Regions from separate parts of the Mus musculus genome. Here all the other regions are linked to region 2. A link is a loop called in an ENCODE intact Hi-C map of the cell type or tissue named here. Cell type or tissue: left cerebral cortex. All regions are shown on one strand. Each heading gives the region's core, and the rest is flanking DNA. Links, peaks and the distances in the headings are about the cores only.

Region 1 (9,874 bases), core at 1-8,000, 120 kb after region 2:
CCACTTCTGGAAGGTTCCATCCCCTGCAGGCCTGGTCTCCACAAACTCCATGTCCTGGGTCAGCTCCTCCCCATTCAACTGCCAGGTCAGGGTGATGTCAGCAGGATAGAAGCCCAGGGCCCAGCACCTCAGGGTGACATCACCTTCAGGTCTGGGGTGACGGGTCACATGTGCCTTTGGAGGGTCTGAGGGAGAGAGTTGAAAGGATGAGGCATCTTGCTTTCTTCTGGGGACTCAGCAGTGTTCATGTGACCATCCTGGGGTGGACAGGAGGACTGCGGTGGGATTATGGTGTCCATCATCTAGACACCAGCTAGAGCACCTGCACCTGGGAGGATCTGTTCTTAGGGATGCCTTAGGATGTGAGCAGGACAACATGGACAGGAGGTTCCAGGTCTCTGCAGATCGTGGGAAGGGCTTCTGGTCCTGAGCTGGGTGAGAGCCAAGAGATTGAGAAAAGCTGGAGTCTGACTCTAGATAGGGCAAGGAGGGAGGCCTGAGAAAGAGCCCCCTCACCCCCATGGGTCCAGGGCCATGATCGAGCCTGATGTGCTTGTGTTAAGGATTAGAATCCCTACAGGGGAAAAGCAGCCTTGGGAGTCTCTCTCCCTCCTCCTCCGCGCTGTGCCTGCTGAACAGCGTTCAGCCCCTGAGTTATATACCTCAAGGATTTTCCCCAAACCCTAGAGGAAAAGTGAGGAGAGCTCTCCAGGGCACCTGAGCGCAGCAGTGTCTCACTTCCCAGCTGTAGGTATGTATGGAGCCACTCCACGCAAGGACCTTGCAGGTATGCCCTCTGTTGGTGGGCCTCATCGACCGCCTCTGACTTGCACTTAGAGATATGCGAGGCTAAGTTGGTCGCGGTCCAGGAGCGCAGGTCTTCGTTCAGGGAGATGTAATCCTGGCCATCATAGGCCTCCTGACAATACCCGCGGAGCAGGCGCCCATCGGGCCCCACGTCGCAGCCGTACATCCACTGCAGCGTGTGAGATTCTGGAAGGGATACGCTGATGAGCGCCACCTGTGGCCACTTTGCCCAATGTTAGTAGATATCCCAAACCTAAGCAGAACTCTGCGGGGGCTTTTTTGTCTGAGGTTCTGGGTAGGCGTTTGGATGAAATTTTGTCTCAGCGGGTCAAGATGACCCAGGCCCGTCTCAGGGGACATGGAGTGATCATAGCTGTGATCCCAGCCGCAGTCACTCACCGTCCTTACTCTGATTGTAGTAGCCGAGCAGGGTCCTCAGGTTTACTCTGAAGTTCCTCCCCATGTCCCTGGCTTTCCGAGTCTCCCGCTCCCAATACTCCGGCCCCTCCTGCTCAATCCACCGCGCCCGAGGCTCCATCCTCGGATTCTCCGAGTCGCTGTCGAAGCGCACGAACTGCGTGTCGTCCACGTAGCCGACAATGATGAACCGGGGCTCTCCGAGGCCGGGCCGGGATACGACGGTGTGGAAATACCGCAGCGAGTGTGAGCCTGGGGACGGCGCGCGGTGAGACCCCGACCTCCCCCAGGCTCAAGGTCCCAGGTAAAGGCGGGGGAGGGACTAGGACAGGTCGGTGGAACTTGGGGTGCTGCACCTCCCGCTTTTCCTCGCAGAGTCTTTTTCGCTCCCTACCCCTCCCCTCACCCCTCCCCTCACTTACTACTCTGGGTCGGGACTGTGGCGCTGACCAGCAGCTGGAGCAAGTGGGCAAAAAGCAACATCCTCACTCCCTGGGTCTGTGAGGAACCTGAATGAGGACCGTATTCTGTTGACTTCATACTTTGAAACCTCTGCGTCGCTGATTGGCTTTTAGAAAACTAGGCGTCCAACAGAAATGAGAATTGAGACTGCATCATTTGTGTCTTTATGAAACAGGAAGCAAGCAGTAGGATCCCTTTTCAGACCTACAGCTTTAACCGGGACTATCTTCTCTGGCACTTGTGTTCTTGGGCAAACTGTTTCTCCAAGTCTTGTTGCAGAATCTGTGCAAGCTTCGACTTAATTAATTAATTCACTTTACGTCCTGACCACAGTTTCCCCTTCCTCCTTTTCCCAGTCCTCCCCCTCCCCTCTTCCCTTCTCCCTTTCTCTTGCAAAAAGGGGAGGTTTTCCAGTGGGTATCAGCCAGCCCTGGCATATCGAGTTGTAGTTATTTTTTTTAAAGAATTATTTATTTATTGTATGTACATTTGTATACTGCAGCTGTCTTCAGACACACCAGAAGAGGGCATCAGATCTCATTACAGATGGTTGTGAGCCACCATGTGGTTGCTGGGAATTGAACTCAGGACCTCTGGGAGAGCAGTCAGTGCTCTTAGCCGCTGAGCCGTCTCTCCAGCCCCAAGTTGTAGTTATTTTATAAATCATGTTTATATGTGTGTTTGTGTGTGGATAGATGAATGCAGTGCCCGAGGAGGACCAAACAGAGCGTCAGATCCCTGGAGCTGGAGTTTCAGGTGGTTGTGAGGTGCGGTGTGAGGGCTGGGATCTGACCTCAGGTTCCTTGCATGATCTTAGGTATAAGCTCTTAACAGCTGAGCCATCTCTCCAGTCGCAGAAGGACTCTGTTTAGTACTCTGCTCTGTGTAAACACGAAACACTATAACTATACAAGTGGCAGTTATTAGATGGTTGATTTTAATGTAACTCCACCATGGGATGTTTCTATTTCGCTATGCTAAAACCACTGGATCATCAGAAAGATAAATACGGTACATATTCACTTATATGTGGATATTAGCCATGAAATAAAGCAGCCAAGCTACAGTCTTTAGACCCAGAGAGGTTAGGCACAGAGGAAGGGACACAAGGATCTCCCTGGGAGGGAAAGGAGGGTAGGTTTTATGGCCGGGCTGGTGCCGGGGGTGGGGGTTACACAGGAGCGGGATGAACAGGTGGGGGGAGAGGGGAGAAGAGGTTGAGGGACAGAATGTGGGGAGAGACAGCTAGAGCTGAGGGGCATATGAGGGGCACAAGGGAAACCCAAAGTAGTGGAAACTTCCTAAAATATGAAGCCTTTAAATAATGAGGGAGTCGGAGCCCCAACTGGCCATCTCTCGCCACCAAAGGAAGCTTCCGGTGCTAGAGGGTAACTGGGTTACATCCACTTGAGTTAGGGACGCAGAATGTAACTAACTGGGTTACATCCAATTGAGTTATTGACCAAAGGGTTCCCATGGAAATTCCCAGACAATCCAGGCTCTCCATAAACTGACAACAGGACCCCATTTCTGAAGACAAGCCCTCTTCTGGCCTTCAGGCATGCAAATAGGCAGAACACTGTGTACATAATAAATAAATAAATAAATAAATTTTAAAAGCTTTGACCTGATAGGTTCTTGTTCAGTTTTGAGATGGTTGAAATAAACCAGGTCCATAGCCAAGAAAGTTGCCATGTCATTTACATGTCCCCTGTTTCTAGCTGAGGATAACTCAAGGGCCTCACAAATGACAGGCAAGCACTGTACACCTGAGGCTCAGTGCTATGTGTGGACTTGGCACCCATGACTTTTTAGGTGTCACTGAAAAACTGGAGAAGGTGGGCTTCTGATGAGAGAGTTAGGGCTGAGAAAGGCAGCATTTGACACATACCTCACTGGCCCAAACTGGATTGTTTACAGGACCTGGGCAAAGCTGATCAAACAAGGGCCACAGGAAATGTATGCGGCTCTGGTCACACTGCAGGATGCAGTAGTGGGCATGAGCCACAGTGGACTCGGGAGGCACCTGAGATCTGGCTGGTTTGCATCTCCATGGTAACCAGCTACAGGGGCTCTTCCAGCTCTCTGAAGCAGGTGCCTTGGAGAGCACTCAGGATCCAGTTAGGGGAACTAGGAAACACATGGCTGGATCCTTGCAGAGCAGCAGTGCCAGGAGAGAAAACCAAAATCAAAACCACTGATGGTGGCAAGTTTATGAAGGGTCTAAGGTTTAGAGGCAACTCTTACACATGGTGGAGCACAGAAAGTGGAAGGTACTTCCCTGGGGATGTCTACGTCACAGCCTGAGGACCCGGTAGAGTGTGACAGGGACAATGGGGGAAGATAGGAGCAATTTTATCTTCTATACTATGAAGATTCAGTTGTTCTCCATACTGGAGAATCTGCGTGTGTATGGTGCAAATAGGGTAGCAGATAAACACTGCTAATCATTTGTTTAGTTTGCATCAAGCACCCAAACAGGCCAAAGGTTCCTGCTGCAGGACACTGCTGACTAATTAGGCGGGACTAAACTCTGGAATGACCTCTGTTCCCTCCTCACTGTCTTTGCAGCTGGTGGTGGTTCATCTCCTGGCTGGTGGAGATGAACTGGAAGGCAGGCTTTAGGGCATGCAGCTGTTGTTGCTTTCGCGAATGTGATCCTGAGAACTACACTCTGCAGAAATCAGAAAGACAATATACAGAAAGTGGTTGAGGCCCAGAGCTCACGCTGCAGCCTTCAAGGACTTCCCAGAACGGGGTGACTTTGTTTTTGTAAGCTTGTGCAGCTTATGGGCACCTCTAAAGCCTTTTCAGCCAGGAGCACACTGCCACCTGGTGGCCACCCTGAGAAACATTTGTTTCTGCCTGCCTCTGGGCTGTGTTGGGATGAGTTCTCTGTTCAAAGTTCATGGTTGTGTCCTGAACTGTTATTCTTTTATTTTATTGCTTTATTTAGTTCTTTCTTTGTTTCTTTCTTTCTTTCTATCCTTTAGACAAGGCTGACCTGGAATTCTCAGAGATCCACCTGCCTCTGTCTGTCAGGTGCTGGCATTAAAGGTGTGTGCCACCAACATCCATCAAGAAACATTAATTTTATAGACATAACACATTTTGAGTTTTAAAGAGACATGATTGTAGGGCGAGTGACCCCATTATCTTGTAACAAATGGCATTGCCTAACGCCTGCCACAGTGTTAGTCAGATGGCAGATACTTCAGCTGGTCCACAAGAACCTAAGATTTCCAGTTGTCAGTTCTTAGGTGGGTTGTTGGTTCTCAGATGGACTCCACAGTGTGCTGGTAGGACCAATATAGAATCAGCCGTCTTTGCAGGTAACAATGTATTCTCAGAGCTAGCCATCCCCATGACTTTGTGGAAACTTCTTTCCTGGCCCTTTTTCAATATGTCAAAGTAGGATTTTTATTTCGTAGAGAACAAAACAGAGATGTGGTATTGAGCTGTTGTAATAATGGGTCTTACAAGCACATGCAAGAATCGCAGCTTATAAATAACTCAAGATAGGATCCTTAGGACTGGCGAGATGGCTCAGTGGATAAGAGCACTGACTAGTCGTCCAGAGGTCTTGAATTCAAATCCCAGCAACTACATGGTGGCTCACAACCATCTGTAATGAGATCCGACGTCCTCTTCTGGTGCGTCTGAAGACAGCTACAGTGTACTTATGTATAATAGTAAATAAATCTTTGGGCCTGAGCGAGCAGGGTTGACTGGAGCGACCGGGATCCGACCTGAGTAAGCAGGGCTGACCGGAACGAGCAGAGGTCCTAAAATTCAACTCCTAACAACCACACGAAGGCTCACAACCATCTGTACAGCTACAGCGTACTCACATACATAAAAATAAATAAATAAATCTTTTTTTTTAAAGATGGGTTCCTTAACTCCAAGAGTTAAGCCAGCAAGGGGATTTAGAAAGGATATTTGTAAAACAATCCATTAATTTACCATGCAACCTTGTTGTACATGGTAATTTATACAGACTTTTCCACTCAGGCATTTAAGTGTAATCTTGTCAAGACTTGATTTTCTATTACCTTAAAAAATATTAGAATTTGGGGCTGGAGAGGTGGCTCCGTGGTTAAGAGAGAGCACTGACTGCTTTTGCGGAGAACCTGTGTTTGAATCCCACATACAGCAGGCAGCTCACAACCGTGGTCGCTGATGAGGTAAATATTGAAAATTTGGTTTTGGAAAAAGAAAAGACACAGAGCAATGAACAATATTTCACATCTGGATTTATTTGATTTCTTAAAAGTATGTTTACTTTTTAATTAATTAATTAATTAATTAATTAAATCTTTTGAGACAGTTACTTTGTGTCACCCTGGCAGTCCTGGAACTCTGTAGACCAGGCTGGCCTCAAACTCAGAAATCCTCCTGCCTCTGCCTCCCAAGTGCTGGGATTAAAGGTGTGGCCAGCAGCAGCCATTTTTTTCTTAACATTTATCTTTCTCTTTTCTTGGCCCCTCTCTAAATCTTCCTGTCGAAAGTCTACATTAACATGCTTTTATTTTTTTTCTTTTTCACTGCCCTTCCCAGGTGTTCGGCTATGACAAGATGAAGCTGGATGTCTCCTTCCCAGACGCTGGTGAATAGTCCAAGGGATAATTGGTCCGAACCATCGTTGGGAACAGCAAACAAGGCTTTCCCTTGGAAGGTCCCAGCAAGGTGTCTGGACCCACGGCCAAGTGCACCTGCTGTTCTGACCAAAGAAAGCTGGAGAGAGGCAGGATGAGCCTGTCTGCAGGCACGTTACGGATGCCAGTCTGAGTCCTCAACTCGGTTATCATGAGCCAAGGAGAAAAGGAGATTCCTGGACTGACAGATACTCCTGGGCCCAAAAGAACTGCAGAATCGGAAAGCTTTTCAGTCTTTCCAAAGAAGCTGATGGTGCCAGTCAACACGTTGTGAGAAAGCAGGCAAAGAAGGGAAGAAGCCCAGAACCACAGCCCCCAAGATCCAAGACCCAGCATCTCCTTACTCCACCTGTCCTGCAACAAAACACCAATGTATTGTTCAGTAGAGACTAGGTGCTATGGAGATGGAGAGAGGCTGTAGAGCTAAGCGTTGCTATGGAGACTGAGGAGGGGCTGCAGAGCTAAGCCTTGGGCCAAGAGAATGAAGGAAGCCACAGAAAAAAACGCCAGGATCAGACTGCCAAGAGGTGTAGGCTGCTTCTACCTCCAAGTCAAAGTCCAGTAAAAATGAATAACAACAAATGAGCCAACCTTCAAAAAATACTTTGTTGGGTCAGCCAGGTGCTCAGTGGGTAAAGGCACTGTGTCCAAGTCTGCCAAGACCTGAGATCCATCCCTGGGACCTACCTGGTGGAGGAAGAGAACTGACTCCAGCAAGTTGTCCTCTGTCTCCCACACGTGCGCTATAGCTCTCACATGCACATACCCAATAAATAAATACTTTTAAGACACCTTAAAATTAAAAAGATATTTTTTTTATTAAACCCTATCTCTATTAGTCCACAGTTCTTTTCTGCATCAAAGCCATTGATCCCAATTTGACCTGATTAAATGTCCCTGAAGCATTGGGGGTAGGACCCAGAGTGCTGTGGGTGAGAGGAGGGAGCTTTGTGTCCCTGGGACCCTTGACAAGGTGACAAAATGCCTGACTAGAAGCCGAGTAGGCAAGAGACAGGTGTTCAGATCCTCGAGCCAGAAAGGTGAGATGTGTTTCTGTCCAGGGTGGCAAGAACTGGCCTGCTGTCCTCACAGCCCAGCCACTCAAAGGGGCATCTCCCAGATGATCCTAAATCCAGTCAAGGTGACAGTAAAGACTCGCCAACTGATGGGATACAAAAGGAAAGATTGCATTCTTCAGTAACTGTTGCAGGTGATCCCACAGAGGCGGTGGGTGAGGGGGAACAGCTGGGAGTGTTCTCTGGAGGGTGAGGAGGCTAAGTGAAGCCTTCTGGGAGACAACACCGACAGAGTGGGGGGTGGGGTGGGGAAGACAGGCTGATACCTCTTTCGGGGTGACATGGTAAACAAACCTGAAGTTCCTGGGGAGTGGCCTAGACAAGTCTTACAGTACTTAATCTTCCAAAAGCAAACCCCCATCTCCTACAGGAGTAAGAACAGGTTCATGGCAGTTACTGTAACCCGTGATGTTCCAAATAGCTCGCTTCTCACTCAGATCTCTCTACCTGCCCATCACGAGTCCTCTGTGCCACCCCATGTTTTACCTCATCATCCACAACAGTCTTGCTAGAGTCTTGGGGACTGTCTCTGCCTAGGAAAGATCAAAACAGGATCCAGTCAGACTTCAGAAGACTAGAGGCTAAAGGAGGAACTGCGGTGGGCTCCCATGGGCTCCAAGGGTCTCAGAGATCACTCCTCACCACACTCACCTGCTTCTTGGGTGTCACGCCTTCCTCTCCCACCTGAGGAAAGAAAAACCACATATGGGTGGCATGGGAGTAGGGAGTCATAAGGGCCTAGACCAGTGGTTCTCTTCCTTCCTAATGCTGTGGCCTCTAATAGAGTATTCTCATGTTGTCATGACCCCCACCTATAACATTATTTTGTTACTACTTCATAACTATAATTTTGCTTCTGTTACAAATTGTAATGTAAGTATCTCATATGTAGGATGCCAGAGGACAACCCCCAAAGGACTCTCGGCCCACAGTTTGAGAACCACTGGTCTAGCAAAACCCCTTAGTTCTGGGCCCAAGGGAAATTAAGTTTTCTTTCTTTCTTTCTTTCTTTCTTTCTTTCTTTCTTTCTTTCTTTCTTTCTTTCTTTCTTCCTTCCTCTCTCTCTCTCTCTCTCTCTCTCTCTCTCTCTTTCTTTTTTTGTTTAAATATTATTTACTTATTTATATGAGTACACTGTAGCTGTCTTCAGCTATACCAGAAGAGGGCATCAGCTCCCATTACAGATGGTTGTGAGCCACCATGTGGTTCCTGGGAATTGAACTCAGGACCTCTGGAAGAGCAGTCAGTGCTCTTAACTGTTGAGCCATCTCTCCAGCCCCCCCCCCCCCAGGGAAATTTCTAGGACTGAGGTGATGTAGGACCTCCTTGGAGTTTTGTCCCCAGTAAGACCTTTGCCTGTGACAGCTGGTCATGAGGTCACGGGCACCAAAACCATTCTCAAGAAGAAACTGCTGTTTAGTCCCCTTCACTTAAGGTTAAACAAAAAGGCTCCAGGCTAAGAGGACTGTGGATGCTGCATCCTGTTACCTAAGCAGGGTATGCCTCTACCTAAGGCTTCAAACCCTCAGTGGGACAAGGAAACCCAGAACACATTTCTCCCCTACCTGCATTCTTCTTCATGGGTCTGCGAGCCACACAGAGACAAATGAGCAAAATGGAAAAAACCGTGGCAACAATCCAAATCCAAGGCTTTTGGTACCATGCAGGCTCTGGGAAGCAAAGGGAAGTGAAGGGAGGGGAGGGCAGGAGAGGGGAAGAGAAGGTGAAGATCATTCATCTCTCAGCCCTGAGAGGCTCAGGGTCTGCAGAAGGCTCCAGCTTTCCCTGACCCCAGCTCTGCACCCTCACCCTCCTTACCCCATCTCAGGGTGAGGGGCTCAGGCAGCCCCTCATGGTCCACATGGCACGTGTAACTCTGCACCTTTCCAAGAGGCACCACCACAGCTGCCCACTTCTGGAAGGTTCCATCCCCTGCAGGCCTGGTCTCCACAAACTCCACTTCTTGGGTCAGCTCCTCCCCATCCTTCTGCCAGGTCAGGGTGATGTCAGCAGGGTAGAAACCCAGGGCCCAGCACCTCAGGGTGACATCACCTTCAGGTCTGGGGTGACGGGTCACATGTGCCTTTGGGGGGTCTGGGGGAGAGAGTTGAAAAGAAAAGGCATCTTGCTTTCTTCTGGGGACTCAGCAGTGTTCATGTGACCATCCTGGGGTGGACAGGAGGACTGCGGTGGGATTAGGGTGTCCATCATCTAGACACCAGCTAGAGCACCTGCACCTGGGAGGATCTGTTCTTAGAGATGCCTTAGGATGTGAGCAGGACAACATGGACAGGAGGCTCCAGGTCTCTGCAGATCGTGGGAAGGGCTTCTGGTCCTGAGCTGGGTGAGGGCCAAGAGACTGAGAAAAGCTGGAGTCTGACTCCAGAGACACTGAAGTCTGGGGCAAAGAACAAGTTCTGAGAAATAGCTCCCAATGAGTCCAGGGCCATTGCT
Region 2 (10,169 bases), core at 634-8,633:
ATGAACCAGAAACAGTGGGGGAAAGACTGTTTGACTGTTTGATAGATGGACAGGCTGTTGGATTGCTTCTCTCTCTCTCTCTCTCTCTCTCTCTCTCTCGTGTGTGTGTGTGTGTGTGTGTGTGTGTGTGTGTGTGTGTGTGTTGGTGATGGAGTTGTAGAGTAAGGGAACAGAGTGTAGCATGGCTCTAGTTTGGCATGTTTGTTATGGGCGATCTCCAGAGACAATATATGCAGACAGTATATGCAAGCACAGCTTGGGGAAGAGATGCTGGCTGGAGACATTGGGCACCATCAGCATAGAGGTGGGAGGAGAGGAATAGGTCATCTTCAGAGTGTAGTGTAAGCTGAGAACCTGTGTAGGAAGAGAGGAGAATTTGCAGGCGTCTTACTTCTTGTCTGGGAAGAGGAGTAAGCCAGTTAGAGAAAACCAGGAATGTAAAGGGGAGGGAGGAGAGAAGGCCCAGAGGAAGACGATGGAGGTTGAAGGTAATTGGGTTGGGGGTGGGGGGTGGGCAGGGTCAGGGTGGCATTGAACATTGTGGTGCAGTGGACCCATTGAAGAGATGAGCTTGAAGGCCCCATATAGCGGATAGAGGTGCAGGCATTGGAATAAGGATGTAATTGTCAAGTAATTTGGCTATGGGGTGGAGAGAAGGCTCAGCAATTTAGGAGCACTTGATTCTCTTCCAGGGTTTCTAGCATTCACACCCAGCAGCTCACAACAGCCTATAACTGGTGGTGACGTTCAGATAGCTGTGCGGCTACAGCTCATCTTTATGTTGAAATATTATGTATCAGTAGGTAGTAAGTAATGAGTAGCTGCAACAGCAGGAAAAACACTTGGAACTCAAGATCCCCACAGCCTTGGGTAAAGGGTCGGTCCACCGCACCTGCGACTCCGCAGTGCCACCTGCTGGTCAAGATGCGTCATGGCTGCGCAGAGGAAACCCTGACGTCGCGCGACGTTCGATGGAGCTGGGCTGTGGTGCACCCCTTTAACCCCAGCTTTTCAGGCTGAGACAAGAGGATTGCTGTGAACAGATAGGCTATCCTGGGCTAAATAACAAGACCTTATCTCATACCACAAATAAAAATTATCTTAGAGCTATTGCGTTGCTGCTGTTTTGAAACCGTTTAGCTTCGTTCTTCTACTCGTAGCAGATTTCAATGGTTGGAAAAAGTCATTTATTTATTTATTTATTTATTTATTTATTTATTTATTTATTTATTTATTTATTTATTTATTTGGTTTTATTTTTTGAGACAGGGTTTCTCTGTGTAGCCCTGGCTGTCTTGGAATTCACTCTGTAGACCAGGCTGGCCTCGAACTCAGACACCAACCTGCCTGCCTAGTGCCGAGTGTTAGGATTAAAGGTGTGTGCCACCACGGCCAGCTCGAGATAATTTCTAATACCATCTGACAGTCCATTCTTTGGGTGAAATGGTCCCCCATAGGTTCAAGTGTTTGAACGGTCGGTCCCCAGCTGCTAGCGGTTTTTGGGGAACCTTTAAGAAGGTGGAGCCTTGATAGCGGAAGTCCCACCCAACGGGTGAAGAAGACGGATGTGTTTCGCCCGTGGGCTTGGCTTTGCGTCTAGTCCGGCGTCGCAGACCGGTTTCGCCATGTCTCTTCCTCAAACGGTAAGCCCACGAAAACCTTTTAAAGTCGCTGTTTGTTTGTTTTGGTCAGAAATGTCGGTTATCAAATCTAGAAAAGCGTACAATCGTCAAGCCTTCGCAACTTGAAGCGCCTACTATAGTATTTTTCATTTTAATTTTCTCGGCTCAACTAAGCTTACTTAGTAGATTTATTCATTCATTTCAGGACAGGTTTTCTCTGTGTAGCCCTGACTTTCCTGGAGCTCGATCTGTTGACTAGGCTGGCCTCGAACCCAGATCTATCTGCCTAGGCCTACGGAGTGCTGGAAATAAAGACCTGCACCACCATGCCCGGCCCTCATTAGATTTTAATTTCCCCAGCTTTATTTATTTAGGTGTAAGTGACAAAAATTGCACACGTTTGAAATATATAACGTGGTGTGTTAAAACACATTGTTTAGGGCCGCGGAGGTTGCTTAATCGGTAAAGAGCTTGCTTTGTAGCACAGGACCTCCGAGGTTGATCATCGGAAATCGCTTTAAAAATGTGAGCGTGGTGGCTTGTTATGAAAACCCAGCTGGGAGGAAGACAGGCCGATCCCCGGGACTACTCGGGACTACTCGGTGAACCGCAGTAGCCTAAGTAGTGAGTCTTAGAGGAAAAAAAAATGGAGGCTGTGTTAGGAAAGATACAGTTGTCCTCTGGTCTCCACTCTTCACACCTTATAAAGGGAATGGTGGTAGGCACGGTGTCTCACTCCTTTAATGCCAGCATTCAGGAGGTGGATTTCTGTGAGGTCAGGATGAATGAGCCATGGAAGAGATTAAGCCAGTTACTCAGAGAACTCGATATTGGTTTTTTTTTTTTTTGGAGGGGGGGGGACTGGGGGGGGGGCGGTCTTGCTATGTAGTAGGGTCTGGCCTGGACTCTGTCTGCCTTTGCCTATTGAACGCTAGGATTAAAGGCATTCGCCACCATGTCTGGTTGAAATGAAGTTCTTGATGTGTTAGAAGTCTAATAAGCAGGGCTGGAGAGAGGGCTCAGCAGGTAAGAGCACCGGCTGCTCTTCCAGAGGACCCAGGTTCAGTGTCCAGCACTGGTGGCTGCATGCAGGCAAAAATATTCATACATTGGATCCTGGGTGGTCACAGGAAACATTGTTTAATGAAAGTTGCTAGCCCAGATCACATTCTTGCTGAGTTGAAATTTGGTGCTGGTAGTTCATAGCATGTCCGTACACAGCAGGGAAAATACAGATGGTATTATCCGCCCGAGAAGATTGCTCAGACATGGGTTTAAGCCACTAGAAAGTCTTTAGTAGCTGGCTGGGGGTGACACTGAGTGTCCAGGCTCCCAGTGTCCCCGAGTCTTTCTCTGAGTGAACTTTTTTTTTATTGTTTTTTTTTTATTAGGTATTTTCCTCGTTTACATTTTCAATGCTATCCCAAAGGTCCCCCATACCCCCCCCCCCCGAGTGAACTTTTAAACACCAAAAACCATGTTCTGGGTTGACATACTTGAGTTAACAAGAACAGTTATCCAGAAGCAGACAGCAATGTTAGTACATTTAGACATTTCCCCAGAACTACAGACTTTGATGGATTAAGTCTTTGTTTTCATTTTGTCCGGGGGATACTGTCTTGGTGCTGAGTTTTACATCCTGAATGGCACTTCCATCATGGAGTCACTTGTGCTAAGGTCTCAGAGGCCTACTGAGTGGTTGTTATTGACTATCTTGTTAATAACAAGACTATTAACAGAGGTGGCTAAGAATTGACGGAGAAGTGTAAGGCCTTGAGAGACAAATCACGTGCTGGGGTCCTTGGTTAGTGTGATTACAGAGAGTTTGGTATGTCCTAACTAACTGCTTCTGACAGGTACCCAATGCAAAGGGCAGACAGAAAGCCTCTTATACCTTTTATGGCTTCTGAGCTGAGAGCTAGCTAGCCCTGGCTTCTCAGTATAGTAGTGGTGGTCTGGCAGTGCCCATTAAATATGCTAAGGATACTAGTGGAGATCCTGAGTCTGCTACTGCCCCCGGCCCCCTTCCCCTCCCCCCTCCTTTCTCAGGAAACACCTTCCTAGACACATCAACTGTTTAATAGCATCTTGCTTCATAACGAGTGGCTGTCTTCTTCTGGACCTACCTCCATCAGCTCTCATTGCTTCTAGGCCAATAATGAATGTAGATGAAAGGATTTTTCAGAGTAGAACGGGGCGTTTTGGAAGGAGATTGCTACACTAAAGAGTAGCAGGGCCGGGCGTGGTGGCGCACGCCTTTAATCCCAGCACTCGGGAGGCAGAGGCAGGTGGATCTCTGAGTTCGAGGCCAGCCTGGTCTACAAAGTGAGTTCCAGGACAGCCAGGGCTATACAGAGAAACCCTGTCTCGAAAAACCAAAAAAAAAAAAAAAAAAAAAGAGTAGCAGGGTTCTGCTCTCATTCTCCTCTCCTCCCCTCCCCATCACCTCTTCCCAGTACCCTTATGTGTTCTGTGGCTGGAGAGCGACCAAGCTGCTGCTGGATCGAGTGATGGGATCCCCGATACGTGTTGCACCGTTTTGCACCACTAGGGGATGCAAGCAGGCCTTGTCTGTGGTTTAGGCTGACAGTTCTAGGCGGCTGTCTAGAAAGACCGAGAAGATGGAGATTCTACGATCAGTTCCCCAAAAGGTCACTAGAGGGCAGCATCTGACAGGAGGTTGCATATTGGCAGGAAGGCTAGGTGACCCTGGCCCAGCCAGTCACGAAGACAGGGCAGGCAGGCTTCGTCTTACTCACCTGCCAAGAGTGAAGCATGAATCTGGCCAGAATTCTAACGAGGAGCAACCATCTTTCACAATTGTAGCTTGATTACTTTGCATTCTTTCTTTGAATTCATCTTCACAAGGATTGACAAACATTTTTTCTCCTGTCTTAAATGGTTATGTCTGCCACAACAGTAAATACTCAAAACCTGTTGCTTGGTTATCCTGCCACACTTTGCTCTTCTCTATGCTAGCGGGAGACTTTGTCTATATTATCTCACCTTAAATCATGCTCAGTGATGTCACTTTGCAGGGGTTGGTTTTGATTTTTTTGTCTATTGTATAACCTTGACTATCCTGGAACTCACTCTGTAGACTAAGCCTCTTTCGAGCTCCAAAAAAACCGACCCCTCCGCCCCTCCCCCAGCCCCGTGCCAAGATCAAAGATGTGCCCCGCTGCCCAGCTCACTTTGCATTTTTTATATCACAGAGATTAGCAAATTTGAGGCCGGAGAGATCGCTCAGTCAGCAAAAGCGCTATCTGTACAAGCACGAGGCTCTGATTTCAAATCCCTTGCACCCGAGTGAAAATCAGCCTGGTGGCAGCTCGCAATCCTCTCACTAGGGAGGCAGAGGCGTGGTGATGGGGGTTGGTGGGTGGGGCTTCCAGGCCAGTCAGGTTTGTTGGGTTAGCCAGCTCCTGTGGGCTTGGGGTGCGGGCTGAATAAAAAGGGACCGGCTACTAGGAGCACTCCCCACTCTCTGCTTCTCGATTGTGGGTGCAGTGTGACCAGCAACCTTGCCTTCCCAGCCATGGTAAAGTGAGTGTATCTTTCAAAGGGTGAGCCAAAAAAAGATACTTCTTTAAGTGTTTTGTTTTTTCTTTTCTTTTTCTTTCTTTTCTTTTTTGAGGTATTTTGTTTCAGTACTGAGAAAAGTGATGGCTACTTTGTGACATGTAACTTACTCACTTAAGGTTTAGTTCCTCAATTTGGATGCTTGGTTCCCAGTTGGTGGAGTGTTGTGAAGGACTAGGGGTGTGGCCTTGTTGGAGGAGGTGTGTCCCTAGGGTGGCTTTTAAGATTTTGAAAGTCCTTGCCAGACCCAGTCTGCCTCTGTCTGTCTGTCTGTCTGTCTTTCCTCTGCCTGTGGATCATGATTTAAAGCTCTCAGCTACTTTTCTAGCGCCATGCCTGTCTGTTTGGCATGCTTCCTCTTGGGATGGTAATGGACTAACCCTCTGAAACGGAAAGCAAGCACCCAGTAAGTTTGTTTTCTTTCTTTCTTTTTCTTTCCTTCTTTCTTTCTTTCTTTCTTTCTTTCTTTTATAAGGAGAGGAGACAGAGGGAGAGGGCTAGAGGAAGGGAGACACTGGGAGAGACTAACTTAAGTTGTAGAGGAATCAGTCTGTGTTCAGTGGAAGAGGCTGGCAGGTGCAGTGGCAGTGGCAGTGGCAGTGTGGGCAGACACCAGGGCACTTATTGGTAGTGAGGGGAAGGGATAGCCCAGAACACTGTGTGTGAGAGGCAGCTGTTTCCTCTCCCTCTCCCCCCTCCTCTCTCTCTCTCTCTCTCTCTCTCTCTCTCTTTCTCTCGCTCTCTCGCTCTCGCTCTAATAGTTATATTCTCTAAAATGGTTACATTATTAAATTAACCTCATGCAAGGCCATCATCACCTGCCTCCTGCTGTACCTTAACTGCTTTGTTTGCTTAAATAAGAATTAGGGAAACAGATTATTTAATTACTGGGAAACTTGGGTTGATGAGAAGGCTCAGTGGGTAAAGGCACATGTCACCAAGCTTGATCACGTGAGTTCCAGCTCTTGGACTCACATTCTTGGGTAAGAACCCACCATACAGTTTGTTATCTGGCCTTACACGTGTACCTTGACAACCACGTGCCAAATTCCTAAGAGATGGAACAAAGTTCTAAATAATGCTAAACATCTTTTGTTGTACAAAATAAAACAATTATTGAAGTTAGCTTGACATTTTAGTACTTTAAATAATAAATATAATTTTTCAGATTAACCACCTTAGGGACGCTTCAATGGCAGTAAATATATCCATATCTTTGTGTGACCATCCGTACCATCTGTCTTCAGAACTTCTTCACCTTGTAAAACTGAAACTCTGTATCCATTAAACAGAAACTTTTCATTTCTCCCTTTGGTCGGCACCCGACAGTAGTCCCAGGTTGCAGATGTTTGCCACACACACAGTACCCGACCACTTCCTTTTGTTAGAATAACCTTAACTCCCCACGTGTTTCTTCTAAATTTAGCGTTCACCTCCTTCTCTCTTTGTGCACCATGTGGGTACAAAGCCTGTGGAGAAAAAAAAGCTTGAAGCCCTAGTAAGAGATACACTCTTGGGCTGGCGAGATGGCTCAGCGGGTAAGAGCACTGACTGCTCCTCCAAAGGTTCTGAGTTCAAATCCCAGCAACCACATGGTGGCTCACAGTGTACTTACATATAAGTAAATCTTAAAAAAAAAAAAAAGAGATACACTCTTTTGTTTGTTTTATGTATTTAGGTAAATCTTTGTTTAACATATATTTTTGTTTTATGAGTGTGTATATTTTTGTCTGTGCACCATGTATGTGCCTAGAGCCAGAGTTACAAAAGCTTGTAATCTGCCATGTGGGTACTGAGAACTGAACCCAGGTCCTCTGTAAGAATGCTCAACAATCATAGCTGCTGAGCCATCTCTCCAGCCCCTTATTTGGTTTTTTGAAACAGGGTCTCTCTTGATGTAGCCCTGATTATACTAGAACTTGCTATGTAAACCAGGTCAGCCTTGAACTCACAGAGATCCGCCTGCTTCTGTCTCCTGAGTGCTGGGATTAAAGGCGTGTATCACTGTTCCTGGCTGAATGTAGGTTTTAAGTTTCACCAAACCTTGTTGCCACCAACCTTGAGAAATATGAATTGGACCCCACAGCACACTAGCAAAGATAGGAGAGATGGCTCAGTGGTCAAGAACACCAGGCTGCTCCTGCAGAGGATCACACGGTGGCTCACAGCTGTCTGTCACATTTCCAGGGCATCCGAGACCCCCTTCCAACTTTCTAAGTTCGAGGCCAGCCTGGTCTACAAAGTGAGTTCCAGGATAGCCAGGGCTACACAGAGAAACCCTGTCTCGAAAAAACAAAACAAACAAACAAACAAAAGTTAAAAAAAAAAAAAGATAAGAATTCAAAGATGTTTATTGGGGCTTAAGAGAAGGCTCCTTGGGTACAGGGCATATTGCCAAGCTCAATGACTTAAGTTTGATCCCCAGACCGCATGTGAGAACTGACTCCCACAAGCTGTCCTGTGACCCTCACATGTACACACATACACTCACTCACCCACTCACTCACTCACTAAATACATGCATGTATACTAACGATTTTTATTAGTTTCTTCTTTATCCTCTGGCCTTTATGCATACCATATACTGTTGTAACTCCCGAATTACTGATACTAGAGAGACTATACAATGTTGTACAGTTTGCCTCTGTGTTCCCTGCCAGAGGCTCCCATCCTCCGTCCCCCTCCCCTAGCATTAGAATGGCATTCAACTCTCCTGCTGTTAAGCAGCAAAACTGCCTGTCCTTGAGACCTTAGAGAAATAACAAGCTCAAGGGAGACCATGGAAAAAGTAAAAGGTAAACAGAGGTCGGGTCACAGACAGCTATGACTGGCCATAAAAGTAGTCCTTGAACAAACAGCCATTAACCCCCCCTCCCTCCTGCTTCATGGCGAACCGAGTTCAAACTTGGAAATAAAAGACTCTTTTGCGAGTTGCAGTGGACTTTGCAGTTTTTAGACTCATCTGGATTTCCTGGGGACCCAGGGCATAACAATACCACGCAAGAGCTTGAGTCTTTTGTGTGTGTGTGTGGTTTTTCAAGACAGGGTTTCTCTGTGTAGCCCTGGCTGTCTTGGAACTCACTCTGTAGACCAGGCTGGCCTCGAACTCCTCCGCCTGCCTGTGCCTCCCGAGTGCTGGGGTTAAAGATGTGCGCCACCGTGCCCAGCAAGAGCTTGAATCTTGTCATCTCTCTGCCAAGTTCACTTAGTCATTTCTACCACATCTGGGACTGCTTGCTAGGGTGGGGAATTCCACACTGGGGCTTGGTCAGAGCACTTGGCTTTCCCAGCCTCTTTAAAGGTCTTGACATAGTCTCGTCTCGTCTCGTCTCGTCTCTTCTCTTCTCTTCTCTTCTCTTCTCTTCTCTTCTCTTCTCTTTGTTTTTGTTGTTTTTTGTTTGTTTTGTTTTATTTATTTGTTTCTTTCTTAAAACATTTTTATTGATTCTCTGGGATTTTTACACCATGCACCCCTATCAGACTCACTTCCCAGTCCTTCCATGCTTCCCACCCATGTGACTCTCCAAAGGAAAGCAAAAATAAAGATAAAAAAGGTTCAATTTGTGTTATGTCTATGCTCATTGGAGCATAAGTTCTAAGTCTGCTCCTTAGAACTGAGTCCTTCCTGTCCCACGCCCCGCCAGAAGCCATCAACTGTGGTGAGCTGTACTTCAGCATCCCTCCCACACTTTTGAAGAGTTCTCTTTGGTCAGGTGGTGGTGGCGCACACCTTTAATCCCAGCACTTGGGAGGAAGAATTCTCTTTGGTGGCTTTCCGTCTGGGCTGTTTTATGGGGGGGCGGGGCGGGGGGGGAGGGAATGGGCTTGGAATAGGCATGGGTCTTCACAGAAGTCTTCGCGCCCCCTCCCCCTCAACTGTGCTTAGCATAGTTTCCTGATGTGTCAGTTTCTAACAAGCTGGCTGTGTGGGCCACTGTGATAAGCCTGATCCTCACCACAAAATTCTAGTTAGTCATCCCCCACCCACCTACCCCGCCCATGACTAAGAGATTCCAAGGTAGCAGCAAGATCTCCTGATGCTGTTCTCTGGGCTTGCAATGGCTTCTTCCTGTATCTCCTTGCCCACCCAGATAAGCCCATCCCTTGCGTCCTGTGGTGGTTTGAATGAGAATGGTCTCTATAGGCTCATGTATTTGAAGACTCTGTCTGAACTTGGTGGAACTGTTTGGGAAAGATTGGGAGGCGTGGCCTTGCTGGAGGCGGTGTATCACTGGGGTGGGGGGCAGACTTGGAGGTTTCAAAAGCTCACCCACTCCATTCCCAGGTAGCTCTCTTGGGTAACTATGGGGTCCAATTCATATTCACAAGGTTGGTGGCAACAAGGTTTGGTGAAACTTAAAACCTGCATTCAGCCAGGCATGGTGATTGATACTGTTCAGGCAGGAAGCCTGCCTGCCTGCATGATGGCTGTGGACTCTTAGCTCTCTGGAACCATGGGCCCCAAATTAAAAGCTTCCTTTGATAAGCTACCTTGGTCTTGGTGCTTTACCACAGAAACAGTCTGGTAACTACGCAGACCCCTGAGTGGTGTCTGCAAACAGAATAACACTAATTGCATATGCCTCTCCTAAGGAAATATATGTGCTGTGTTGGAGAGGTCTTTAAAGGACCCCTCATGGGGCTGGTCACTGTGGTGTACTTGAGAGGCTGAGGCAAGAGGATCAAGAGCTTAAGGCTGCTCTGGGCTGTACAATGAGTTTAAAGCTAGCCTAAGCTGCATGAGAGAGTATTTCAGAAGACCAAGAAAGAAACAAGAAAATAAAACAGTCCTCCCTTCCCCAGATCTAGAAGGGAACTGACTCCCCACGTACAATCCAATCATATTGTAAATGGTACCACAGGGCCAGCTTCCCCTTCTCTGTAACAACGCTCCTGCACCTCCACACTGTGTGCTTTCCTCAGCGCCTCCCTCCTTGCAGCACAAATACTGAGAGGTAAAATCCA
Region 3 (10,134 bases), core at 1-8,000, 190 kb after region 2:
AGCACCACTGACGTCACACGTCACAGAGGTTGGGTGTGGGCAGAGAACAAGGCCTGAGAGAAGCCATGGCTCTAAAGGACGGCAGACTCATGGGAAATGTTTTCTGTTCTTTCAGGAACCTTCTCTTCTCCCTTTTCATCCTGAAGAGACTCTGAACTGTCCAGAGACAAAGGTGCTCCCTTGGGAGAGCCAGTCTCTGAGAGAGTCAAGAAACACAGGAGTTCTCTCCCCTTCCCATATTGAAGAGAAAGGAACACTGAAGAGGCTGGAACATTGTGTCAAATGAAGAGACACCCAGTATTGCTGGTAAGATCAGGAATAACAAAGAACTACCAGGGCTGGTGAGATGGCTCAACGGGTAAGGACACTGATTGCTCTTCGAAGGTACTGAGTTCAAATTCCCTCAACCATATGGTGGCTCACAACCACCTGTAATGAGACCTGACACCCTCTTCTGGTGTGTCTGAAGACAGCTACAGCGTACTTATGTATAATAAATAAATAAATAAATAAATCTTTAAAAAAAAAGAAAGAAAGAACTGTCCACTCTCTACTCTCTTCCTTGATATGGAGTGTGACATCTTAGCTATTGCAGTAAAGCAACCCATTATTCACTTAAGTGACTAACAAAATGTGGTATATATATAAAGTGGAATCCTGTTGAGCACTACACAATGTAATCACACAATTATCTAGGAAAATTGATGAACTTTGAATATACAATATTAAACGAAGTCACCCAATCTCAGAACAACAACAGGAAGTAAAACTGCAGTCTTTTTTGCTCATAGAGGTAATTTAGCAAAACAAACAAACAAAAGAACAAACAAAAGAAACAAAAAAACGTATACTTGTTAAGAAATGTACCTGTTGTTACTTGCAACATGACATAATGAAATCAGGAAAGGCTAATATTTGGAGATGAGCAAGGACTAAATGTAGGTAAAGTACACGATGGATAATGGCAGGGAATAATTGATAGCTACTTCTAATTCTGCCACTGATTCTCTGTTTCTGTCTCTCCATCTCTTTCTGCCTCTGCCTCTGTCTCTCTGTGTCTGTGAGTCTCTGTCTCTGTCTCTCTCTCCCTGCCCTGCACCCCTGGGGTCGATGTTGGATAGCCATGAGTATATTTAATGGAAAATATGTAAAATTCATGTTCTCTACTGGTCCAAAGTGGCGATTCTAACTGTTTACAAGCTCACTGAGCTGTGTATAGCCATTGGTTTGTGTAATTTTCATACGTTATTTTTCTGTTGTCACCTTTTAAAATTAAAAAACAAAAAAACCAACCAAACAAGCAAACAAAAATACAAAAAGAAAAAAGAAAAAGAGATGGGAGTTTTCCCACCTAGTGAGTTTCTGCTCTCTCTGGACTGAACCCAGTACAGAGGCAAAGGGAGATGGAGTTGTCTGCAGCCACGCACCTGTGCACTCCTGTGTCTTTTTTCTGTTCTCCAGGTATCTGAGCAGGGAATCCTTGCATGGGCCCTCCAAGTAGGTCCTACGGAGCTCTGTATAACCAGCCTGCTCCCACTTGCTTCTGGTGATCTCTGCTGCCGTGTCTGCTGCTGTCCACGTTTTCAGATCTTCATTGAGGGCAATGTAATCGCGGCCATCATAGCCATGCTGCTCATAAGCGCGGAAGAGGCTCCCGAAGAACTCCACCTCACAGCCATACATCACCTGGATGGTGTGAGAGCCTGGCCCCCCTCTCCTAGTCAGGCCCGCCCACCCTAGGAATTCTCCAAACTGAAAGGGAAACCGGTCCCTTTTGCACCCCATGATTAGGTGGCTTGCATAAGAGGGAGAGGAGTGGGGACAGACTCTTAGATTTGGGGGGTTCCTCACCATTTTGACTCAGGTTGTAGTAGTCCAGCATAGTCTGCAGATTCTCGCGGAAAAACTGTGCATTGCTTGTGACGATCTCTGTCTCTCTCGCCCAATACTCGGGCCCCTCTTGCTCCACCCATGGCGCACTTAGCTTATATGTCGCAGTCTCCCCTGAGCTGTTGAAGCGCACGAACTGAGTGTCATCCAGGTAGCCCACAGCTATGTACCACGGTTCGCTGATTGCAGGTCGGGACAAGGCGGTGTAGAAGTACCTCAGCGAGTGTGAGCCTGGGGGCAGCATGTGGTGAGACTGTGACCTTCTCCCAGAACCCGGCCAGGTGCGCAGGTCAGGGAAGTAGAAGGACTCAGGTCTAGGGCCTTGAGTGGAGAAGTGGTGGAGGGTCTGGTGGAGGGTGGACCTCCGCCCCTCCCCTAAAAGGCTGTTTCCCTCCTCATCCAGCACTCACCTGGGCAGGTCTGGGTCTGGCCTTGTGAGGCAGCCAGGAGGATCAGGAGGGTGCCAGGCACCATGGTCCCCATCCTCATGTTAGGGAAATCTGAAGTTGTATAAAGTCCTGGACTTTGTAACTTGCAATCTCAGAGAGTTTTATTGCATCTTCTAAGTACCTGCTCTCAACAGGAGTGCAAGGCCTTTGAAAACAATCTGACAATGGTACAGAGAGCAAAAAGTGAAACTATAGTTCTGTACAGCCCAACCTAATCCCCCGCCTTCAGGCCTCAGACCCTGACAGCCACTTCCGGGACTTGGAACTTTGTCCTGACTCCTTCTTCTGCACTGAACCCTGTGTATAGATAGCATCCTCTATCTGAGCCCTGCCCAGAATGTCAGGTGGTAATCAGAGTGGAAACCTTCAGGGTTAGAGCAGTTGTTTTTCTCCCTCCTACCTCCATACCTGGCCCCACTGTGATGGGTGTCAGGTGGTCTGGAATGCAGTGGAGAGATGTTTTCTTTAAAGCAGGAGGCTTTGCCTGTGCCTGGCAAATACAGAAGTGGATGCTCACAGTCATTTATAGGATGGAATACAGGCCCCCCAATGTAGGAGCTAGAGAAAGTACCCAAGAGCTGAAGGGGTCTGCAACCCTATAGGTGGAACAATATGAACTAATCAGTACCCCCAGAACTCATGTCTCTAGCTGCATATGTAGCAGAAGATGGCCTAGTCAGCCATCATTGGGAAGAGAGGCCCCTTGGTCTAGCAAAATTTATATGCCCCAGTACAGGGGAAAGCCAGGGCCAAGAAGTGGGAGTGAGTGGGTAGGGGAGCAGGGCGAGGGGAGGGTAGAGGGGACTTTTGGGATAGCATTTGAAATGTAAAGGAAGAAAATATCTAATTGAAAAAATATGTTTAAAAAAAAAAAAAAGCAGGAGGCTTTGACCAGCAAGCACCACACTTTTTCCCACAAGCAGAGACTAGGAGTCTGTGTTCACCTGTAGTGGTTTAGGGTTAGCTCACACTGCCAAGCCAGACTGCTCAGGAATCTGTGTTCTAAATACATAAACAAACAAACAAACAACAACAACAACAAAATACAGGTCCAAACTGCCTTGTGCTAGTTCTACAGAGGGTCCTAAAAGTCTCCCGTCAGGTTCCACCTGCACTGGGGAAATGACAGTCTTGCTCAGCAGCACCAGACTGTCAGCTTCTTCATATTTCCTTCATGCTGCATCATCCTCCCTTGTTAGCATAACTTCTCTTCAACCTCTCAGGGGCCTTGTTACTGTGTGCATCCCATGCCTGCATTGTCTTCTGAGAAATGGGAAGATGTTTTCATCATTGTCCTGATCTCTAAGTTCCCCAGAATAGCCAAATACTCCAATATTTCTTCTGAGGTCTTTTAACACTAAAGGCCATTCATCCAGAACTCTAACAGTCTTCTTCTTCTTATATAAGTGCATGGACATTCATACAAGCACAGGCACAGACACACATTCACACACACACATATTCACAAATACACACACACTCACACACATTTATACACATTTACATACACACACTCACATACACACATTCACAAACACATTCACAACTCACTCAAGAACATTCACACACACAACACACACACTCACACACACACTCACTCACAAACACACTCACACACAAACTTACATGATCACTAACCCGTACTCACATACTTTCACACACATAATCACAAACACCAACTGACGTACATTCACACACACTCACACAATCACAAACACAAACTCTCTCACACACACAAACTCACACACACATTCATACACTCACTCACATACACACTCATATACAAACTCACACACTCATACAATAACAAACACACACTCACACATATCAAAACACAAGCACACACACACACACACACACACACACACACACACACACACACGCTATCAACATAGCCAGTTGCTCTCCTTTTCTAGCCTTCCTGCTTCCTTTTGTCTTTGAGTCTGTGAACATGGCTTTTTCTTTCCCCCTCTGGGCTCTCCATCCTAGGTCAGATAATGGCTTCAGCTGCTGCTCAGTTTGATTCTCCTTTTCCTGGATGGATTTGTCTATTGCCTCCAATGCACTCAGAAAACTCTCTGACCCTCTCCAGGCATCCCTGTGCTTCCCATCAATGCATAGATGTCTGAGGCCAGCCTGTCTGGGATTCTCCCTCAGAACCCATATCCACATCTGGAGTCAACTCCCTCCTTTAGATTCTGGTTTCTGACTCACTGCACAGATTTCTATGCACACTCAAGACCTCAGACCTCAGAGTACTGCTTTGAAATGCTAAGGAGAGCATTGAGACATCTCCTGGGGAGTTGGGATGCACACCCAGGCAATGTGGGGTGGCATTCCTGACAAGTGCAGGAAGCAGCAGTGTTGACCCACATGAAGGTCAGGGCTCAGGTGACTAAGGTCTCAGGCACTGTCTGCTTCTTTCCCTGACTGTCTGCAAAGGTGGGAAATGGCTATAACCGTGCTCCCACACCAGCCCTTATTTGTACAATCAGCAGACCTGCCAAGCAGGAAGTCACTGTAGTCACACTAACAGGGCACCATTCACTCCCAGGCCTCCAGGTAGCTCAGGGCAGCAGTATGGTCCACAGCCTCCAGAGTAAGCTGTGGCTTCACCCTGGAAACTGGGGTCATCGAGAGCTGGGAGTCAGATGAGCAGAGGCACCCAGAGGACAGCCAGGATGAAGAGGAGGGCAAGTCCTCTCTGCTTTCAACTTTGATGTCAGCTTCTGAGTTCTTTTCCTCTTCTGGGACAGCTACAGGTATCAGAAACTCCTGGGCTCCTGGGTATGCAGAGCCAGCTCCTGCAGCTGGGTACCCTGGTGAGACCGAGGCATCCTGCAGACCTCAAAAGCACAAGGTGGACTGTTCATGGACATTTGCAGGCTGGAGGCTTTCTTGAATCTGTGTAGGAGCAAAATGTGTCTGCAGTGCTGGCAGGGAGGCTTGGGCATATCTCTTTTCACTTGGTGAAATTGCAGGGACCCAGGGCTTGAGAGCCAGCAAGGGTGAGCTAGTACAGGTTCTGACCAGATGAACAGACCGAGGTAACCGAGGTCTACAGCAAACTGAATCCAAGGAACTGGGAGAAGTGTCCTCTGGTTATGCAAACCAGGCAGTAGGAGACCCTCAGGTCCTCTAGACTGTACTTGTGGCTGTTTTGAAGTCCTTCTTGTAGCTGGCAGTGCTAAGTGGTCTTGGTCCTCTCTGGCCAGGAGGTGCTGGTTCAGAAGATGTAGGGCAACCTGAAGCCCATCAGCAGGTGTGGTTCTCAGGGCCTTGAGTAACTGCCTTGACAGCTCCTGCATCTGGTATGTAAGGTGGCAGTTGAGGCATCAGATGCAGGTGGTATCTGCCCAAACACCCTGGGAGACTGAGTTATAAGTCCTCAAGAGAGAGGAAGAGCAGGATGCCAGTGACTTTGATGGCTCTATCTGATTACTCTCTGCTGCCTTTATGGTGGGTTATCGCTGCACTGAGAAGGCACAGAACTCCAGAGCATTTGAGACAAAGCTTGTCTCTGTCCAATTCAACCTCAGAGCTCTGTGGGCTGCTCTGACTGCATCAAATATCTCCATTTCAGGGTGGCTGGTTGGCCTGCCAGGGCTGCACCAAGCTCACCTCCTAGTGAGTTCACAAACTCAGAGCTCACAGCGCCACCTGCTGGTGCTTCTGTTTGCTTGCGGATCTCATTCTCTCCAGAGCACATGCACCCAGTTTATCTTTCCTCCATGGCTTCATGGTGGATCACTAAAACAGAGTCTTCCTCTAGGGATCCGAATCTGGGGCCTGCAGGTCTAAGTGTCTAGTGCCGGGACATGCCATGCCAGCTGCCTCCCCATGCTTTGCTCAGTGTGTCGCAACCCTAGGAGGCAAGTGCAGCCTCTGTGAGTCACCAAGAGCCTCAGTGAATTTGAGAACTTGTAGGAAGGAAGGCACTGGACCCAAGATGGTCCCCTCTCTGCACTGAGCCTCCGACACCTGCCGGTTTCTTGTCTGTCTGTGTGTCTGTCTTGTCTAAATATTTAAGACAGGGTTTTTCTTTTCTTTTCTCTTCTTTTCTTTTCTTTTCCTTTCTTTTCTTTTCTTAATATAAAACTTTATTTTCACTGATAATGTCACTGTAACATAATTTCATAGCAGACCTGTGCAAAAGATCCCACATCACCAATGTCTCCAAGAGATTTCACACACTTCTGGGCAGGACAGAAAGCTCTGCCCCCGTGTTGACAGTCAACATTTTACCCCTTTATCTATGAGTACAGAAAGGCAAGGCATCATAACTCCAGAATGAAGCTGACTGAAGGCATCCTTAGCTGAGGTCGGATGCTTGCCAGCTCTGAATGGCCACCACAGCAACAGCACATGTTTGCCTCTGTGTGCTCAGGATGGGTCTTTGAAAAATGTCCGACTATGTAAATATGCTGCACTTATCTCTTCAACATTGCAATGTGGAGGTCTGGAGAGCTTCAAGTCTTCACGAGCCCACATGGGGTTAGGGCTGTTATGGATGAGGTGAACTCAACAGACTAATTCCAGCTTTGGCAACCATCAGCAAACTGGTTTCTGCGATTAACCCTGCAGGCATAAATTTCCCAGAGTTGTAGACTCTCATCCCCATAATGCCGGCCAAGGTCCCAGATGTAGCTAGGAAAACCCACACATTCCTGGGATCCTGAGACAGCTGGTAGGCACCCAGGCCTGCTAGGCCCCCAAAGAAGAGAGTCCAGCAGCCAGGGATGGCACACTACCTGCTTTCGCATAGCCAATAATCCCACCGGTAGCAACCAGGGCTGCAGAGCTGAAACCAAAATAAAGTAAAGGCACCAATGGGCCACTGTCCTTCTGCATTTTTCAGTCCCTATGGAGACCACACCAGGGCTGCACCTCCACTCTTCTTAGCATCTCTGAGGAGCATGGTAAATGTTGCTTTCTCTCCAAGGTCCCCCATACTCAGTTTGCAAACTTTTAGAAAACCTTGCACCAAACCCTCGGCTCCTGTTAGGCTGGAGCAAGGGACCAGAAAATGTCCAGGAACCCAAGTCGCAACTGCACTACATCCCTACAAAGTGACTCCTGCTCTCTTACTCAAAAGCCCTCCGTGGCGCAGAAGCATGCACACGCACTTAGGTTTCTAGTCCCAGAACCGCAGTTAGAGAACATTTTAGAGAGGCAGGAGCAGGCCAGGGAAGCAAGCTCAGCAGAGTGTGCCCAGGAAAGCCCCACATGCCTGTGCGTGCAGAACAATCCCCTGGTGGAAGAGTAGGCAAAGTAAGAATACAACCAACCAACACCAGAGCCAAGCCCAGAGGCCTGTGCTGGAGGACAAGGGTGTAAGCAGACCGCAAGAAGCCAAGGTCAGGAGCCAAGGGTGTCAAGACAGGGTTTCTTTGTGTCCTGGCTGTCCTGGATCTCACTTTGTAGACCAGGCTGGCCTCAAACTCAGAGAGTTCTGCTTACCTCTGCCTTCCAAGTGCTACGACTAAAGGCATGAGTCACCACTACCTGTCACCTCCTGGGTCTCTGATCACCCTCTGGTTGACCATTCTCTTCCTGCAGTGAATACATCAGGAGCTGGTGTCTTTGCATGGGCTGACTGGAGTGACAAAGAGGCTCTGGATTTGGTGTGCTCTGTTGGAAGAGAGTAAGCTCTTTGATGAGGCTCTCTGCTCTGAACACATCTTTTGTTTTGTTTTGTTTAGAGCCAGTTTTTCTAGGTGTAGCCATCACTGATTATCCTGGACTTACTTTGTTGACCAGGCTGGCCTTGAACTCACAGTTCTGCCTCTGTATCCTGAGTCCCTGGATCAAAGATGTGCACAGACATACCAGGCTTTCAAGTTCTTTTTTTAGCTGTTGCATGAAAGAGAGTTGTCCATATTTATGGGCTTTCCTGTGATATTTGCACATCTGTATTCATATTTGAAAGTGATCCTGTGATAGTTCCAACCTGTATACATATCTGTGGGCTTTCCTGTGATATCTCCACACCTGTATACATATCTGTGGGCTACCCTGTGATATCTCCAACCTGTATAATTATCTGTGGGCTAACCTGTGATATCTCCACACCTGTATACATATCTGTGGGCTTTCCTGTGATATCTCCACACCTGTATACATATCTGTGGGCTTTCCTGTGATATCTCCACACCTGTATACATATCTGTGGGCTGCCCTGTGATACTTCCACACCTGTATACATATCTGTGGGCTGCCCTGTGATATCTCCAACACTTGTGTACACGGTATAAGGTCTGAATGGGAATCCTATACATCTCCTCCCAGGTGTGATTTCTGCAGTGAAGACATTTAGAGTCTTGGCTTCCAGCTTTCTGAAAGCTACAGCCTGTTTTGGTTTCCTCGTTGCCCTACTGTCTTAGTCAGGGTCTCTATTCCTGCACAAACATCATGACCAGGAAGCAAGCTGGGGAGGAAGGGGTTTATTGGGCTTACACTTCCATACTGCTGTTCATCACCAAGGAAGTCAGGACTGGAACTCAAGCAGGTCAGGAAGCAGGAGCTGATGCAGAGGCCATGGAGGGATGCTCTTTACTGGCTTACTCATCCTGCTCTCTTAAGAACCAAGACTACCAGCCCAGAGATGGTCCCACCCACAGGGGCCTTTCCCCCTTGATCACTAATTGGGAAAATGCCTTACAGCTGGATCTCATGGAGGCATTTCCTCAACTGAAGCTCCTTTCTCTGTGATAACTCCAGCTGTGTCAGGTTGACACAAAACTAGCCAGTACACCTACCTTGCAGCTGCCCATTAATTACCCCTCCGTCCTAACTGTAGCCCCTTCTCAGCCACCCTCACCCTGACAGTCCCCTCCTGACATGTCAATGTGTACTACTCAGGTCACTTCAGAAGCCTCAGAGAAGTGGAGCTGTGGAGACCTCTGCAAATTATTGCAGTTCCGTGGTTTTTTTTTTTTTTTTTTTTTGTTTTGTTTTTTTTGCGTTTTGTTTTCTATTGTTGTTGTTGTTTGGGAGTTTTTGTTTTTGTTTTGTTTGTTGTTTTTTGCTTTTTGTTTGTTTCCTTGAAACAGAATCTTTCGATGTAGCTCTGGTTGCCCTTGAATTCACTATGCCCATACTGGGCTAGACATTAGAGAATCATTTTCCTCTGTCTCCCAATCCTGGGATTAATCCTGGGGTGTGCAGTGGCTTTTCTTACAACTTTCCTCCCACAGCAGCAGGCAGAGCCTCCTTTCCCACCCACCTTAGACAGTGTCCCTGGATCCCGAGCTCCAGGCTTTCACACACTGGGACCCCAAAGAAGAAATATACCAGCAGTCTCTGAATAGGACCAGGCTTAGTCCTGCACATGAAAAAGCCCACAAACAACTGGGCCCCAGCTTGGCCTGGAGCTGTTCACTTTCAGACACTGAGGGCTTCTTTTTCCTTGGGACTGAGCCAGAGGCTGAGGGCAGAGTGAGAAGCTGCCCTTGAGACCTGTGCCCCTCAGTTCCTCCTTCCTATGCTCCAAGTGTCTGAGGAGTGATTCCATGCACTGGCTCTTCAGGTAGGTCCTGTATCTTTCTGCCTCACCAGCCTCCACCAACTTTCTCTGGATGATGAGTACTGCCATCCAGGATGAGTGTTGTGTCCATCGCTGTCCTTGTTTTCAGATCGTTGTTCAGTGTGATGTAATTGTGGCAATCCTAGGCAAACTGCTCATACCTGCAAAGGAGGTGCCTGTTCCAATCCACATCACAGCCAGACTTAGCTTGGATGTTGTGAGAGCTTGGCTAGGTCCTCAAAGTTCAACCTCAATCAGCAGCCCCACCCT

The links. Peaks named below come from ENCODE experiments on the same cell type or tissue, not always from the same donor. Only the 100,000 strongest peaks of a DNase experiment are listed, where the experiment ranks them.
Region 1: a loop joins it to region 2, with 8 times the contacts of the local background. A loop is called at or near these places in 21 of 42 quality-filtered maps.
Region 3: a loop joins it to region 2, with 8 times the contacts of the local background. A loop is called at or near these places in 10 of 42 quality-filtered maps.

Annotation. Positions count from the first base shown.
Region 1 is chr17:36,109,951-36,119,824 of GRCm38, forward strand. It overlaps H2-T-ps (histocompatibility 2, T region locus, pseudogene), which reads right to left and starts at 1,726. Exons shown (of 7, transcript NM_001271005.1): 1 at 1,647-1,726; 2 at 1,207-1,476; 3 at 718-993; 4 at 1-185. The coding sequence starts at 1,707. It also overlaps the pseudogene BC023719 and the pseudogene H2-T10. In left cerebral cortex, for the core only: CTCF peaks have their summits at 1,052 and 4,506 (motif pointing left); DNase peaks (open chromatin) are centred at 975, 1,801 and 4,465; H3K4me3 peaks cover 871 bases.
Region 2 is chr17:35,992,918-36,003,086 of GRCm38, forward strand. It overlaps A930015D03Rik (RIKEN cDNA A930015D03 gene), which reads left to right and starts at 1,587. Exons shown (of 2, transcript NR_015618.2): 1 at 1,587-1,643. In left cerebral cortex, for the core only: CTCF peaks have their summits at 920 (motif pointing left) and 4,232 (motif pointing right); DNase peaks (open chromatin) are centred at 924, 1,553, 2,120, 4,236 and 4 more places; H3K4me3 peaks cover 2,961 bases; H3K27ac peaks cover 2,912 bases.
Region 3 is chr17:36,187,750-36,197,883 of GRCm38, forward strand. H2-T3 (histocompatibility 2, T region locus 3) reads right to left here and starts at 2,402. Exons shown (of 6, transcript NM_008208.4): 1 at 2,301-2,402; 2 at 1,852-2,121; 3 at 1,428-1,703. The coding sequence starts at 2,379. It also overlaps the pseudogene Gm4246. In left cerebral cortex, for the core only: a CTCF peak has its summit at 6,016 (motif pointing left); a DNase peak (open chromatin) is centred at 6,005.